Linked DNA regions of Homo sapiens: region 2 is linked to region 1. Evidence: read pairs that join two places in POLR2A ChIA-PET (ENCODE). Cell type or tissue: GM12878. All regions are shown on one strand. Links, peaks and the distances in the headings refer to the core of each region. The heading gives the core; the rest is flanking DNA. Region 1 has its middle 9.2 kb from the start of SEPTIN6. Region 2 has its middle 13 kb from the start of SNORA69.

Region 1 (5,376 bases), core at 223-5,222:
GTCACTGAAGAGTTTTGAGCAGGAGAGTGACTTGAACATATTTGCAATTTTTTTTTTTCTTGAGATGGAGTCTTGCTCTCTCACCCAGGCTGCAGTGCAGTTGCACGATCTCTACTCATTGCAACTTCTGCCTCCTGGGTTCAAGCAATTCTCCTGCCTCAGCCTCCCGAGTAGCTGGGACTACAGGCTTGTGCCATCAGGTCCAGCTAATTTTTGTATTTTTAGTAGAGATGGGGTTTCACCAAGTTGGTCAGGCTGGTCTCGAACTTCTGACCTCAGGTGATCCACCCGCCTTGGCCTCCCAAAGTGTTGGGATTACAGGTGTGAGCCACCATGCCTAGCCCATATTTGCAATTTTGAAAGGTCACTCTCTCTCCAGCTTGGGAAAAAGATTGGAACAGAAGGCGATTAAAGCAGTTAGGGGCCAGGTGCAGTGGCTCATGCCTATAATCCCAGCACTTTGGGAGGCTGAGGCAGGCGGATCACTTGAGCTCAGACGTTCAAGGCTGCAGTGAGCTATGATTGCACCACTGCACTGCCTGGGTAACAGAGTGAGACCTCAACTCTAAAAAAGAAAAATATGCAAGACTTGGGAGTGAGGACACTGCTGTAGCAGTTCAAGCAAGAAATGCTGGTGACAGCGACATGAGAGTGGAGTGGCATGGAAGGAATAGACTCAGCATTACAAGGGGCCACCCATTAAAGGTCTTGTGTGCCATTCTATGGATGCTGAAGTTTCAATGTGTAGGGAATAAAAGAGCCTTTGAATTCCTGTTTCTTAATGGGTGGTACCCAACCAGCTGCATCAGAATCACCTATAGTGTTCCTAACAGATGCAGGGCCCTAGAGCCCACCTCAGATCTGCTGAATCAGAATCTCTGTATGAGAGAAAGAATGTGGATTTGTACCAAGCACTCCAGGCGGCTCTGAGGCACATCAAAGTTGGAGAACTACTGCGTGAATGGTTATTGAGCAGTGGCATGACAGAGTGAGATCTATGTTTATGCAGATCACTTGAGTCACCACATGAAGAACTGATTGAATGAAGGTAAGACTAGAGGCAGGAAGCCGGGCGCGGTGGCTCACACCTGTAATCCCAGCACTTTGGGAGGCCAAGGCAGGTGGATCACGAGGTCAAGAGATCGAGACCATCCTGGCCAACACAGTGAAACCCCGTCTCTATTAAAAATACAAAAAAATTAGCCAGGCATGGTGGCACGCGCTGGTAATCCCAGCTACTTGGGAGGCTGAGGCAAGAGACTCGCTTGAACCTGGGAGTTGGAGGTTGCAGTGAGCCAAAAAAAAAAAAAAAAGACTAGAGGGAGACTAGTTAGCAGGGTACTGTAATAGTCCTCAGCTAGGCAAGACCTGGAACTCAAGAGAAGGCTGGGCTTCCCACCCACATCATGACATACTAGTTATCCTTATACCCTGGTTTATACACACTGATTTAGACAAACGATATAATTTTGTATTCCCCCAAACAACTGTTGTTTGCTCAGCAGTATTCCCAGAGCCATAGAGTACGATCTTGTAGAAAGTATTGAGCACCTGCCATATCTAGGACCCTCCACTAGGCACTGTAGTATGTATAAAGAAATATAAAGTCTAGGCCAGTGCGGTGGTTCACGCCTGTAATCCCAGCACTTTGGGAGGCTGAGGCGGGCGGATCACATGAGGTCAGGAGTTTGAGACCAGCCTGGCCAACATGGTAAAACCCCGTCTCTACTAAAAATACAAAAATTTCCTGGGCGTGGTGGTGCATGCCTATAATCTCAGCTACTCGGGAGGCTGAGGCAGGAGAATCACTTGAACCTGGCAGGGACAGAGGTTGCAGTGAGCCGAGATGTTGCCACTGCATTCCAGCCTGGGAGACAGAGCGAGACTCCATCTCAAAAAAAAAAAAAAGAAAAGAAATATAAAGTCTAGTTTCTCATGCAACACTCCCATGTAACAAACCTACACGTGTACCCCCGAACCTAAAAAAGGAATGGTGGGGTATATCCAGAAAAAATATAGTTTTGTTCTGAAAGAGCTTGGTGTCTAACTGGGGAGACTACACACACACACACACACACACACACATACACACAAAGTCAAATAGCAAATACCAAATACGTCATAAGGCAGTATCCAAGGTGTAGTACAGACAATAAATACCAATGTTCTACTTCCCGGTGGTCTTTACATGGGTGTTTGCTTTATCAATATTGATTCTGCTGTATTTTATGCTTTAGGAACTCTTCTGGATGTATGTTATATTTCACAAGAAAAAAAAGTTTACAAAGACACCGAGTTCTGCAAGTTGAGTGATACTGATCAACAACCCATAGATATGGTAGAGAATTGAGAGAAACAAGGTCTGTACCCAGTGGCCTCACAGTTCTCCACAGACAAGTCACAAAGACTGTGAGAGGATTGAAATAAGACACAGAAAAATAAGAGACAGATAGAAAAAGATGGTAATGAGCCAGGCGTGGTGGCTCACGCCTGTAATCCCAGCACTTTAGGAGGCCAAAGCGGGTGGATCATGAGGTCAGGAGATTGAGATCATCCTGGCTAACATGGTGAAACCCCGTCTCTACTAAAAATACAAAAAATTAGCCGGGCATGGTGGCACACGCCTGTAGTCCCAGCTACTCGGGAAGCTGAGGCAGGAGAATCGCTTGAACCCGGGAGGCAGAGGTTGCAGTGAGCCGAGATCACACCATTGCACTCCAGCCTGGGCAACAGAGCAAGAGTCTGTCAGAAAAAAAAAAAAAAAAGGCCAGGCACAGTGGCTCATGCCTGTAATTCCAGCACTTTGTGAGGCCAAGGCGGGCGGATCACTAGGTCAAGAGATCAAGACCATTCTGGCCAACATGGTGAAACCGTGTCTCTACTAAAAGTACAAAAATTAGCTGGGCGTGGTGGCGCTCGCCTGTAGTCCCAGCTACTCGGGAGGCTGAGGCAGGAGAATTGCTTGAACCTGGGAGGTGGAGGTTGCAGTGAGTCGAGATCACGTAACTGCACTCCAGCCTGGTGACAGAGCAAGACTCCGTCTCAAAAAAAAAAAAAAAAGAAAGAAAGAAAGAAAAAGATGATAATGACACCTTGGTGAGATATTGGCTTCACCATCACCACCATTACTCATTGATCAAGATGAGATATCCATTTTATATCAAGCTCTCAATACTTTGCATTTATGTACTGATTTCTTTTTGTACCCATACACTGTGTACACAGATACATGTGCACACCCATGCACACACACACGCACATCTCATTCCAAAACAGATTTTATGGGTACATCAGGATCAAAACAGAGAATTCAAATATGCTATTTCTAGTGGGTTGATATAATTGCTATGATTCAGCTTTGTATTACACTGGAGTCTCCAGAGAAACAGAATATATGTATATTAATTTTATATACTTATTATATTAACATATATGATATTTATTATAAAGAATTGGCCCACATGATTATGGAGTCTGAGAAGCCCGACAATTTACCATCTGCAACCTGGAGACCAGGAAAGTCAGGGGCACAAAATTCCAGTTCGAATCCAAAGGCCTGAGAACCAGAAGATCTGATGGTGTAAGTGCCAGCCCAAGAGTCCAAAGAGGCCGGGCATGGTGGCTCACGCCTGTAATCCCAGCACTTTGGGAGTCCAAGGCGGGTGGATCACATGAGGCCAGGAGTTCGAGACCAGCCTGGCCAACATGGTGAAACCCCATCTCTACTAAAAATACAAAAATTAGCCGGGAGTGATGGCAGGGGCCTGTAATCCCAGCTACCTGGGAGGCTGAGGCAGGAGAATCACTTGAACCCAGGAGGCAGAGGTTGTAGTGGGCTGAGATCATGCCACTGCACTCCAGCCTGGGCCACAGAGTGAGATTCTGTCTTTAAAAAAACAAAAAAGATCCAAGGACAGGAGAAGAGAAATGCCTCAGATCAACAGTTAGGGAAAGAAAGGCAACTCAATCTTCCACTGCATTTTTTTAAGAGACGGGATCTTACTCTGTCCCCAAGGCTGGAGTGCAGTGGCACAATCATAGCTCACTGACTGCAGCCTCAAAATCCTGGGCTCATAAGCTCAAGAATTCCTTCTGCCTTGGGCTCCCAAGTAGCTGGAACTGCAGGCACTTGCCACCATGCCCAGCTAATTTTTTTTATTTTTAGTAGCGACAGGGTCTCACTTTGTTGTGCAGGCTGATCTTGAACCCCTGGTCTGAAACAATCCTCCTGCCTCAGCCTCCCAAAGCACTGGGATTGCAGGCATAAGTCATTGGGCCCAGCTTCATCTGTTTTTTCCTTCTATTCAGGCCCTCAACAGATTAGATGATGCCCACATTGGGGAAGGCCATCTGCTTTACTCAATCTACCAGTTCAAATGCTAATCTCTTCCAGAAACATGTTCACAGACACATCCTATTTCTGGGAATCCCTTGGCCCAGTCAAGTTGACATATAAAATTAACCATCGCAAGCTTTAAATATGATTTTTAGCTTTCTGGAAGGCATAGCAAAAGGAAAAATACTAGCTTGCATAGTTTTATGTATTTCCTATACACAAAGGTCACTATGTGATTCATTAATCCCACAAATATTTATTGAGTACCTACCGTGTGTCAAGTCCTAGACTAAGTGCTGGAGATTAACAGTGAGCAAAAGCAGACTTGGTCCCTGACTTCATGGAGCTTACAGTCTAATAGGGAAGACAGATAGCAAACAATATCACACACATTAATGAAAAAATAAAACTGCAATAAGAGCACCTAGGAGATACTCATGGTGCCCTGAGAGCCTATAATGGTGGTGGGGTGGGATGGGGACAGATTTGACTTAGTCTAGCAGTCTAGTATGTCCATCTATGAGGCTTCATGGAGGAAGTGACGTTTGAATTCAGATCAGAAGATTAAATGGGTGTGAGCAAGGTAAAGGGAGGATGGGAGTAGGAAGAGCATTCCAAGCAAAGGAAAGAGCATGTATGAAAACTCTATGCAAGAAACAGAGGGTGGGAGTGGTGACACACACCTGTAATCCTAGCACTTTGGGAGGCCAAGGCAGGAGGATTGCTTGGGGCCAGGAGTTTGAGACCAGCCTGAGCAACATAGTGAGACCTCATCTCTAAAAAAAAAAAAAAAAAAAAAGGTTAAAAAATTAGCCAGGCATAGTAGCACATACCTGTAGTCCCAGCTACTTGGGAGGCTGAAGTGGAAGGATTGCTTGAGTCTGGAGGTGGAGGCTGCAGTGAGCTGTGATTGCACCATTGCACTCTGGCCTGGGCGACAGAGCGAAACCCTATCTCAAAAAAAAAAAAAAAGAAAGAAAGAGAGAAAGAAACAAAAAGAAAAGAAAGCTGATGTGGCTGAAGTGCACAGGGACCAGAGC
Region 2 (5,376 bases), core at 143-5,142, 72 kb after region 1:
CTTGGATTAGAGGTGTGAGCCACCGTGCCCGGCCTACAACATACACATTTCAGAGGGACACATATATTCATGCCTTTGCACCTCCCATCTGCCAAATCCAAGTCCTTATCTTAGTTCACTTCTTGGCAGCACTGAACAATGTTGGCTACTTCCTCCTGTTTGAAACTCTTGTCTAGTCTTCCATAACCTCCTATGGCTTTAATTGCTGGGGTTTACCAGGATGAAGTTCTGGAAGCTTTTCTCTTCACTCTACATTCTCTCCCAAAGTCCTGTTTTTTGTTGTTGTTGTTTGTTTTGTTTTGTTTTTTTTTTTTTTTTTTTGAGACAGATGCTTACTCTGTCACCCACGCTGGAGTGCAGTGGTGTGATTACAGCTCACTGCAGCCTCGACCTCCCGGGTTCAAGTGATCCTCCCACCTCAGCCTCCCGAGTAGCTGGGACTATAGGTGCATGCCACCACACCAGGCTAGCTTTTTGTATTGTTTGTAGAGACAGGGTTTCACCCTGTTGCCCAGGCTGGTCTCCAACTCCTGGGCTCAAGTGGCCCACCCTCCTCAACTTCCCAAAGTGTTAGGATTACAGGCATGAGCCACTGCACCCTCCCTGCCTCTCCCAAAGTTGTTTTTTCCCTTCCCCACTTACCCTCCCTCACTCTGCTCCAGCCACTCAGTCCTCCTTGCTGATCCTTCGAACAGCCATGTTCTTCTCAACCCTGGGGTTCCTGCATGCTGTTCACTCTCCAGAAACACTTTCCCCTCTCCCTTGCTCCTGACTTCACCTGACCCACTCATCCTTCATTCACCCACTCATCCTTCATTTCAGGTGTCAGATTAAATGTTACCTCCTTGGGGATGTCTTCCCTGCTGCTCAGGCTATGTTAACACTCTACCCATTACACTCACTCATGAGGCCCCGGGCATCTTTTCTTTTTTCCTTGAGATGGAGTCTTGCTCTGTCGCTCAGGCTGGAGTGCAATGGCGCAATCTCGGCTCACTGCAACCTCCGCCTCCCGGGTTCAAGCAGTTCTCCTGCCTCAGCCTCCCGAGTAGCTGGGATTAAAGGCGCCTGCCACCCCGCCCGGCTAATTTTTTTGTATTTTTAGTAGAGACGGGGTTTCACCATGCTGGCCAGGCTGGTCTCGAACTCCCAACCTCAGGTGATCTGCCTGTCTCAGCCTCCCAAAGTACTAGGATTCTGTAATCCCACAGATTACAGAATCAAGGCGGGTGGATCACTTGAGCCCAGGAGTTCTCAATCAGCATGGGCAACATGGCAAAACCCCATCTCTACAAAATAGAAAACAATTAGCTGGGCATGGTGGCACATGCCTATAGTCCCAGCCACCTGGGAGGCTGAGATGGGAGGATCACCTGAGCCTGGGAAGTCGAGGCTGCAGTGAGCCATGATCGCGCCACTGCACTACAGCCTGGGTGACAGAGTGAGACTCTGTCTCAAAAAAAAAAAAAAAAGCATCAACGTTAGCATGTGGACTGCTGCTGAGAACCCACTGATTCGGGATGGAGAGGAGTAGGCTAGGATTAGAGGGACTGGTAAGAGGCTATGGTCTGTAGAGTCAGATGGACAGATAAGAGAGATTTCATGGAATCAACAAGACTTGTGATTGACTGAATGTAGGGGAGGAGGAAGACAGAGGTGGCAAGGGTGATGCTCAGGTTTCTGACTTGAGCAACAGGGTGGATGGTGGTGTCATTTACTGAGAGGAAGGGCCATGAGAAGAATAGGTTTTTTTGGTGGGTAGGGGAAGGGGATCAAAACTTGTTTTGGATACATTAAGTTTGAGATTGGCTATATGACATCGAGGTGAAGAGATCCAATAGACAGTTGGATACGTGGATAAGCAAATCAAGAGAGAACTGGAGGTAGCTGTGGGGTTACTGGAGGGTTTTTTTCTTTTCTTTTTTTTTTTTTGAGACAGAGTCTCGCACTGTCACCCAGGCTGGAGTGCAGTGGCGTGATCTCGGCTCACTGCAACCTCCCCCTCCCGGGTTCAAGCGATTCTCCTGCCTCAGCCTCCCGAGTAGCTGGGATTACAGGCGCCTACCACCATGCCCAGCTAATTTTTGTATTTTTAGTAGAGACGGGGTTTCACCATGTTGGCCAGGCTGGTCTCAAACTCCTGACCTCGTGATTTGCCTGCCTCGGCCTCCCAAAGTGCTGGGATTATAGGCATGAGTCACCGTGCCCGGCCAGGAGAGGGGTTTTATTTTGGCTTGGGAGGCACAGCTTGTTTGTGTAATGACACAAAGGACTCAAAAGAAAAGGAGAAGTAGGAAGACAGAGGAGTCAACACGAATAGTCAATGGATCAAAGCTCCCAAGAGGTGGGAAGGGATAAGGCAGAGCATAGGACTAGGAATTTGTCTCACAGAGGAGGAGACTCTGGAGTCAGACAGTCTGATTAGAGCTTAGTTCTACCACCTTCTAGCTGTGAGACCCTGGGTAAGTCACTCACTCTCCCTGAGTCTTACTTTCCTTGACTATAATACAATGGAATTGGCCAGGACTGGTGGCTCATGCCTGTAATCCCAGCACTTTGGGAAGCCAAGGCGGGTGGATCACAAGGTCAGGAGTTCAAGACCAGCCTGGCCAAGATGGTGAAACCCCGTCTCTACTAAAAATACAAAAATTAGCCAGGCATGGTGGCAGGTGCCTGTAATCCCAGCTACTCGGGAGGCTGAGGCAGAGAATTGCTTGAACCCAGGAGGCAGAGGTTACAGTGAGCCGAGATCGCACCACTGCACTCCAGCCTGGGTGACAGAGTGAGACTCCGTCTCAAGGGGGAAAAAAAAGGAATTATGAGTACCTGCCTCATAAATTTGGGCTGATCATTAAAGGAGATAATGCATGTAATATGCTTACCATTGTGTCTTGCACATAGGAACATTGCATAAATGGTAGCTGTTATTATTATAACAGGAGTGCAGGAGGAAAAAGAGGGCGCACATACAGGTGAGTTCACAGGTTTGGTTGCAGGAAGTTAAACACATTCTGTTTTTTCTTTTCTTTTTCTTTCTTTCCTTTCCTTTTTTTTTTCTTTTTTTTTTTTTGAGACAGAGTATTGCTCTGTCACCCAGGCTGCAGTGCAGTGGCAGGATCTTAGCTCACTGCAACCTCCGCTTCCTAGGTTCAAGTGATTCTCTTGCCTCAGCCTCCTGAATAGCTGGGATTACGGGCATGTGCCACCAAGCCCAGCTAATTTTTGTGTTTTTAGTAGAGACGGGGTTTCACCATATTGGCCAGGCTGGTCTTGAACTCCTGACCTCAGGTGATCTGCCTGCCTCAGCCTCCCAAAGTGCTGGGATTACTGGCATGATCCACCACGCCCAGCCTACTAACCTCGATGATTTCTTAAACCCAAACCTGATAGGCCACTGTCTACTTTTGAACTCTTTAATGTTTCTCTTGGCCTCAGGATAGAATTGAAGCTCTCACTTAAGACTTAGAGGCTCCTCGTGATCTGGCGTCTGCTTACCTCTCCAGCCTCATTCCTATTCACTACTTCCTGTTCGCATCCTCTTTCTTCACCCACGAATACATCCCCTTTCTACACTCCTGCCATGCAGTAACTTTCAGTTCCCGATCTCCCAGCTTTCTCTTGACTGGGCCTTTTCACAGTCTGTTTCCTCTGCATAGGACATGAACGTTCCACCCGGCAGCCTCAGCCGCAAAACCTAGCTCCTCGTGGGCCTCCAGGGCTCAGTTTGCTCTTCCTCAGTCCCTCCCGTGTTCGGTACAGGTTCCCAAGACCCTAGTGCCTTCCTTGCCGCAGCACTCTGCACTAGGAGCTGTGTCGGCACTGTCATCTGCCTCCATGTAGGCTGGGAGTCCAAGAAGATGTGGGCCTGTGGTTGTGGTTCACTGCTGCAGCTCAGCACCCAGCACAGATACAACACTATGTATCTGCCTCATAGTCTGAAACGGGTGTTTGAGAATGAACAAGTGGGAGTTGGAGGCAGCTGACCTTGAATTTAGATCCACAGGCTTTCTGATTTAACTAATAGTTGTGTTTTTTGTATTCATTTGCCTTCAGTTCCCATGCCCTTCTTCCTTTGGAGAGCCCCGTGGAAACAATTTTTCTTTTTTCTTTCATTTTTTGAAACAGAGTTTCACTTTGTCACCAGGCTGGAGTGCGGTGGCGCGATCTCAGCTTACTGCAACCTCTATTTCCTGGGTTGAAGCGATTCTCCTGCCTCAGCCTCCCAAGTAGCTGGGATTACAGGTGCCTGCCACCATGCCTGGCTAAGTTTTATAATTTTAGCAGAGATGGGGTTTCACCATGTTGACCAGGCTGGTCTCCAACTCCTGACCTCAAGCGATCCACCCGCCTCAGTCTCCCAAAGTGCTGGGATTACAGGCCTGAGCCACCATGCCCGGCCTGGAAACAGTTTTTCTAATGAACACCATGTTAGATGTACATTAGACAGTTACAAATGTGGCATTATAGGTTCATGATTTTAGAGGTTAGCGATCAAGTCCAATTTCCTCATTTCAAATGGAAGAAAACAGGTCCCCAAAGCTGTGGTGGCTTGTTAGTGGCAGGCTAGTTGTAGCTGTAAAACTGGGACTAAGCCTCAGATTTCTTGATACCAGTGCTCTTTCTCCTTTCCCATACCATGCTGTGATGGATTAAAGATGACCATAAGTCCTTTGATACTCTTCCCATTGAGAGGTGGCCTCTATCACACTTTCCCTTGAATCTGGATGGGTTCTGGAACTGCTTAGACCAAAAAAATACAGGAAAAGGGATAACCCAGTCTGGGTGGGACCAGCTACGTAATTTGTGGAGCCCAAACTGAAAATGTGAGACCCCTTTTAAGAAATTAAGAATTTCAAGAAAGACTGGGCGTGGTGGCTCACGCTTGTAATCCCAGCACTTTGGGAGGCCGAGGCCGGTGGATCACTTGAGGTCAGGAGTTTGAGACCAGTCTGGCCAACATGTTGAAACCCTGTCTCTACTAAAAGTACACAAAATTAGCCGGACATGGTGGTATGCATCTGTAATCCCGGCTACTCGGGAGGCTGAGGCAGGAGAATCGCTTGAACCCAGGAGGTGGAGGTTGCAGTGAGCCGAGATCACGCCATAGCTCTCCAGCCTGGGCAACACAACAAGGCTCCATCTCAGAAAAAAAAAAAAAAGGGATTTCAAGATAGCAAAATCAGAGCATCAAGCTAAGCACAGAGCCCTGTGCAACTGCACGACCACCCCCAGGAAGCTGGTCCCGGTGCCAGTTTTAGGGCCCAGGTCTTAAGAGACTGGCAGCTTCCAGTTCCTGTCTCTTGGAACACATGATCAGGCCAGTCATCACATAAGCAGTCATCTACCCAAGACCATCATGCCGTGAGAAGGCCAAGCCAC

The links. ChIA-PET counts read pairs that join two places held together with the same protein. Peaks named below come from ENCODE experiments on the same cell type or tissue, not always from the same donor. Only the 100,000 strongest peaks of a DNase experiment are listed, where the experiment ranks them.
Region 2: POLR2A ChIA-PET joins it to region 1 with 5 read pairs; 11 of 35 experiments call an interaction of 5 or more read pairs at or near these places.

The regions. Positions count from the first base shown.
Region 1 is chrX:119,699,709-119,705,084 of GRCh38, forward strand. No RefSeq gene overlaps it. Among named protein-coding and RNA genes, the nearest start is that of SEPTIN6, 9.2 kb to the left of the region's middle. In GM12878, for the core only: no CTCF peak of the experiment used is centred there; no DNase peak of the experiment used is centred there.
Region 2 is chrX:119,772,144-119,777,519 of GRCh38, forward strand. No RefSeq gene overlaps it. Among named protein-coding and RNA genes, the nearest start is that of SNORA69, 13 kb to the right of the region's middle. In GM12878, for the core only: no CTCF peak of the experiment used is centred there; no DNase peak of the experiment used is centred there; H3K27ac peaks cover 933 bases.